Linked DNA regions of Homo sapiens: region 1 is linked to region 2. Evidence: read pairs that join two places in POLR2A ChIA-PET (ENCODE). Cell type or tissue: OCI-LY7. All regions are shown on one strand. Links, peaks and the distances in the headings refer to the core of each region. The heading gives the core; the rest is flanking DNA. Region 1 overlaps DYM (dymeclin). Region 2 overlaps DYM (dymeclin).

Region 1 (2,919 bases), core at 245-2,744, 260 kb after region 2:
TATTTTAAAATTACCATCACAATGAAAGGAAACTACATGGCCTCAGGGACCAAAGGCGGCTCAGGTCAGGTGAGAATGTGTATTAGTGACTCACTTTCTTCCTCATGTCCCTTCTCATTCCACAAAGGCACTGAAGCCACGGTCAGAATTTGGGAGCTGGATTGAGCTGCTTATTCTGAGAGCAAGATGCTTCCCCGATGATGCACATGGACAGCTGGGTCTTCTGAATCTGAGATAGAAATACTGATCTGGCTCCTCATCGCCTGCCCCTAAAGCTGAGGCTAGCCACTACTTTCATCCTTCCTGCAAGGGGACAGGGGCCCCAATAACTCAATTCAACTTCAACTGAATCATAATTCAGCTTCAATTAAGCCTCTATATTAAGACAGCTAATCATAAGGTTTAATTTCTTAAAGTAGGGCTTGTTAAGCCCAATTAGAAAATGCTATAAAAGAAATATCCTGAAGGCCGGGCGCTGTGGCTCACGCCTGTAATCCCAGCACTTTGGGAGGCCAAGGCGGGCAGATCACCTGAGGCGATCTACTCAAAATACAAAATTAGTCTGGCATGGTGGTGCATGCCTGTAATCCCAGCTACTAGGGAGGCTGAGACAGGAGAATCACTTGAACCCAGGAGGCAGAGGTTGCAGTGAGCCAAGATCACACCATTGCACTCCAGCCTGGGCGACAAGAGCAAGACTGTCTCAAAAAAAAAAAAAAAAAAAGAAAGAAAGAAATTCTCTGAAATATATAAATTCCTAACTTACAATAGTATTTTAAGCTATCAAAATTATATGGGGACATAATACACTAGTGAAAATGAATGAAACAGAGCTAAATGGATACATCTCAAAAATATAAAATGTTTAAAAAAAAAAGCAAGCTACCTAATAGATATGGTATGCTTTCATTTATAAGATTTTAAAACTGGCAAAAAATATTATGGATTTATTCATAGCTAGTACCAGCATTAAAATTTTTTTTTTTTTTTTTTTTTTAAGAAACAGGGCCTCACTCTGTTGCTGAGTACAATGCTGGAGTACAGTGGCGTGATTATAGCTCATTGTAACCTCAAACTCCTGGGCTCAAGGGAGCCTCATTGCCTCAGCCTCCTAAGTAGCTGGAACTACAGGTACATGCCACCAAAGCCCAGCTAATATTCTGTTATTTGGTAAAGATGGGGTCTCACTGTGTTGCCCAGGCTGGTCTCGAACTCTTTCTGCCTTGGCTTCAACCACAGTGCTGACATTACAAGCATGAGCTACTGAGCCTGGCCAAGAGGAATTAATTTAACTAGAAATCTATAGCTTTTCAAGCTACCAATTAAGTTTGAAAGTAGAATAAAAACATTTTCTGATTTGCCAAGATTCAAAAGACCTCCCAGGAACCTACAAGGAAGCTACAAGATGTACTCCTTCCACATGAGGGAACAAGCCAAGAAAAAGGAAGAAATTCAAGAAACAGGGGATCCAACACAGGGCAGTGGTATAGAGAATCACAGCCATGGAGCAGGCTGGGACAAGAGTCAAAACAGCTCCCGGATCAACCAGGAGAAGAAAGCATAGAACTGACGGTTCACTTGATGCGTCTAACCTTATTCTGTGGAATGTTACAATACTGTAGGAGAATTTGGAAGCAATGAATAATAGTTATATGGAGAATAAAGTAAATAATTTCGTATAGACTACAAACTTTGGGAAAAACAAGTTATTCAAGAAAGGTCATGTAATCATAGTATACGACTAAATTCAACAGTAATCAACATTTATATAATCACTATGATATAAATACTAAATATTTAACCAAAAATTGTGAGTTAACTCTACTGAGAAGATTCCAGAAGCAGCAGCAGGATTGGTGGTCTACGAGTGCTAAACCTTCATCTTCCATAATAGGTAGTGCTCAATAGAAAATATGTAAAGTTAGTAAATCAAAAAACAGTAAAAATTTATTAGTTATAAATAAGGAAGTAGGGCCAGGTGTGGTATTATCCCAACATTTTGGGAGGCCGAGGCAGGTGGATCACTTAAGGCCAGAAGTTCGAGACTAACCTGGTCAACATAGTGAAAACCCGTCTCTACTAAAAATACAAAAATTAGCTAGGCATGTTGGAGCATGCCCATAATCCCAGCTCCTCAGGAGGCTAAGGCACGAGAATCACCTGAACCTGGGAAGTGGAGATTGCAGTGAGCCGAGATTGTGCCACTGCAATCCAGCCTGGGCGACAGAGTGAAACTCTGTCTCAAATTAAATAAATAAGGAGGTAAATAGCAAAAAGCAACAGCTTATAGATTTTTAAATGGTGGCCAGGCGCGGTCGCTCACACCTGTAATTCCAGCACCCTGAGAGGCCAAGGCGGATGGGTCACCTGAGGACAGGAGTTTGAGACCAGCCTGACCAATAGGATGAAACCCTGTCTCTATTAAAAATACAAAAATTAGGCTGGGCGCGGTGGCTCACGCCTATAATCCCAACACTTTGGGAGGCCAAGACGGGCAGACCGTGAGGTCAGGAGATCGAGACCATCCTGGCCAACATGGTGAAACCCCGTCTCTACTAAAATACAAAAAAAAATTAGCCAGGTGTGGTGGCACACGCCTGTAGTCCCAGCTACTAGGGAGACTGAGGCAGGGGAATCACTTGAACCTGGGAGGTGGAGGTTGCAGTGAGCTGAGATCTTGCCACTACACTCCAGCCTGGGCAACAGAGCAAGACTCCATCTCAAAAAAAAAAAAAAAATACAAAAATTAGCTGGGCATGGTGGCAGGTACCTGTAATCCCAGCTACTTGGGAGGCTGAGACAGGAGAATCACTTGAACCTGGGAGGCGGAGGTTGCAGTGAGCCAAGACTGCACCATTGCATTCCAGCCTGGGCAATAAGAGCTAAACTCCATCTCAAAAAAACAAAACAAAAAAGAAA
Region 2 (2,919 bases), core at 252-2,751:
AACTGTGGGATAGTTATACAAGGAAATATTATACAGCAATTTAAAATTATCTAATGCTACATGTATGAATATGAATAAATCTCAAAAACAATGTTGAGTAAAAAAATAAGCAGGAATCCTTAGAAAATATGAACAAGCTGATTTTATGTTTTTAAAATGAAAAACAATATTACACATCATTTACAGATAAAATATATTAATAACATCAAATATATATGGAAATGATAAATCCTACACTTAGGATAGCCACTGTTCTCTGAGGAAGGAGGAAAAAGGGAGTCCAGCTCTCACATGAGTACTCCCTCTCTCTCTATATATATATATATGGACACATATACAGTATATATAAAATGTTCTTAGGTAACACTGGATACATACATGAGAGAGTGGTATATTGCTCTATTTTTTGTGTATGCAGGAAGTATTATATAACGTTTTAAAAATCTGATAAAAAGAACATGCTATCTTGAAGAAAACAGAGCCCCTGCCAATGACAGCATTTCACAAAAGAAAGCAGCATGTAAACAGAATAAGTGTGGTCAGTCCAAACGGGAACACGCTGAGAAAATCACAAGCTGGTGGAAATGGCTGTAGTGTAGGGTACACAGATGGTGGCAGGAGATGACACCAGAATGAAGACAGTTTGAAGCCAGACTGTGAAGGGCCGCTTTATGGCACATCAAAAGCCCTGGACTTTTATTCTATTCGGAGTGAGAAGCTAATTCTTACAAAATAATGAAAGAGACATGGCTCCCCGCCCCCAAGGAACTCAAGTCTACTGGGATGAGAAAAAAAAAATTTTTACAATACTGAAATCAGAGAATTCCATGGGTCTGAAGAGAGCACTGTGGGAGAACAGGGGGAAGATTAGGTGCATTCCACAGAGGAAATCTATCTTGACTGTGGCCTTGAAGGTTAGAGGACTTGCTATTTGGAAAAGCAAACGGGGAGGAAGAGTAATTCAGAAGGGGGAAAGTGTTTAGAAAGGCACTGGGAGATTTCAAGGAAATACCCATAACTTATAAGGCAAGAATAGAGAAAACTCACAGGGGTGAGAAGTGGCAAGAAATGAAGCCGGTAAGACAAGAGGGGCCAAATAAGAAGGCCACATGGACCATGCTAAGAGGTCTGCATTTCATCTTGCTCAGCCATTGAGACAGACAGTGAGTCAAATATTTACCCAGCGCCTAGTATGTGCCAGGCAATGTGAAAGCAAAAGCAACACAGTTTCTGTCCTGCCTCCCCAGAGGGCGCAGTCAGGTGAAAAAGGACGTGCCTAAATAGACTGGAGGTGAACATGGAATGTTAGGGGAACACAGGTGAGGACTGCTCAACTGCACCTGAAGGGAGAAAGAGGCAATCACTTTGGGAGATGATGCCTGCACTGCTTCTTAAGAAACAATTAGGAGTCAGCTGAGCAAATCAGGCAATCACAAAGGTGAGTTGGGCAGAGAAATACGAGTCCTGTGGGTGGGGGAAACAGCACTGCACGTGCATCAAGTGTTGAGTACACAGCAGAGCACAGCAATGAGGCTGGGTAGCAGTGAGGATGGCTTATCAACTGCCTCATGTCTCTCTCAGACCTTGGACTTCATCCTGAAAGCCAGACGTGTTCTATGAAAGCAGGACTACAATATGAGAAAGTGATCAACGCAAAACTGCTGTGTTTGGTATTGAGGTGTGAGGTGGGAGGCAGGGCTCAGCAGTAAGGATGGCAGATTACTCCTTGTGCCTCTATGTCCTAAGCCTCCTCCCTATGCCCTGCCATCTATGGTGGCCACAGAGTCTCTACCATGGAACTTCAGGGCTCCTAGAACCGAAGGTTGAAAACCACTGACCTGAGCAATGTGGGCCAAGTGTATAAAATTCTACTTGTTTTAGAAAGACTCCTCTGCTCCTGGAGAAAAGGATGGACAGGAGATGACAAGTGAACAAGACTAGAAACAGAACCTTTAGGAAACGTCCATATTATCCAAATAAAGAGATGAGGATGCCTTAAAGCAAATGGGAGCTATGTGGAAGGCAGAGACAGCATGGAGCGGGAAAGAAGGGAATCAGGGCTGACTGAGGTCTCTAACTTGGGAAACACAGTGGCTAGCTGATAAGGTGACTGACATGCTAGGAATACAACAAGTTGAAAGGGAGGGAGAGCGCTCAGGAAGAAAAAGAAATTAATAACAGTAGCAGCAGTTATGAGTTATATATCAGGTGCTGTCCATCTAACAACCATGTGAGGTAGGTCCTACCATTATCCATTCTCCCTCCCCCTTTTATAAATAGATGATGGAATTGAACCAGAGAGAGTAATTTGCCCAGGCACACAGCTAAGTGGTGGAGTCAGGAGTCAATGCTAGCATTGCTGGCTCTAGAATCTGTGCTCTTAACAAATCTTCTAGGAAACCTACAGGTGCTCAGGAACAACAGGTGGAGATGGTCAGAAAGAAGCAGATGGGCAGTTTAGAAATACTAATTTGGTGCTCAGAAGAGAGGGGAGGAGAAATTTTAGGCTATTTGCATCAGCTGCAATCACAAAAGTGGAGGTGATCACCCAAGGATATTGTGTAATGTAAGAAAGAACTGTATGAGGTCGGGTGTGCTGGCTCACACCTGTAATCCCAGCGCTTTGGGAGGCTGAGGCGGGTGGATCATGAGGTCAGGAATTTCAGACCAGCCTGACCAACATGGTGAAACCCCATCTCTAATAAAAATACAAAAACTAGCTGGGCGTGGTGGCACGTGCCTGTAATCCCAGCTACTCAGGAGGCTGAGGCAGGAGAATTCTTGAACCTGGGAGGCAGAGGTTGCAGTGAGCTGAGATTCTCAAGTGCTGCACTCCAGCCTGGGCAACAAAGTGAGACTCCGTCTCAAAAAAAAAAAAAAAAAAAAAAAAAAAAGCAACTGTGGGAAACACCAAGACCG

Evidence for each region. Peaks named below come from ENCODE experiments on the same cell type or tissue, not always from the same donor. Only the 100,000 strongest peaks of a DNase experiment are listed, where the experiment ranks them.
Region 1: POLR2A ChIA-PET joins it to region 2 with 13 read pairs; 2 of 35 experiments call an interaction of 5 or more read pairs at or near these places.

What each region holds. Positions count from the first base shown.
Region 1 is chr18:49,431,625-49,434,543 of GRCh38, forward strand. All of the region lies in intron 1 of DYM (dymeclin), which reads right to left. Among named protein-coding and RNA genes, the nearest start is that of DYM, 28 kb to the right of the region's middle. In OCI-LY7, for the core only: no CTCF peak of the experiment used is centred there; no DNase peak of the experiment used is centred there.
Region 2 is chr18:49,167,915-49,170,833 of GRCh38, forward strand. The region is part of intron 14 of DYM (dymeclin); the gene reads right to left. Among named protein-coding and RNA genes, the nearest start is that of MIR4744, 120 kb to the left of the region's middle. RefSeq lists an enhancer at 1,270-1,329. In OCI-LY7, for the core only: CTCF peaks have their summits at 1,259 and 1,458; a DNase peak (open chromatin) is centred at 1,217; H3K4me3 peaks cover 964 bases; H3K27ac peaks cover 1,821 bases.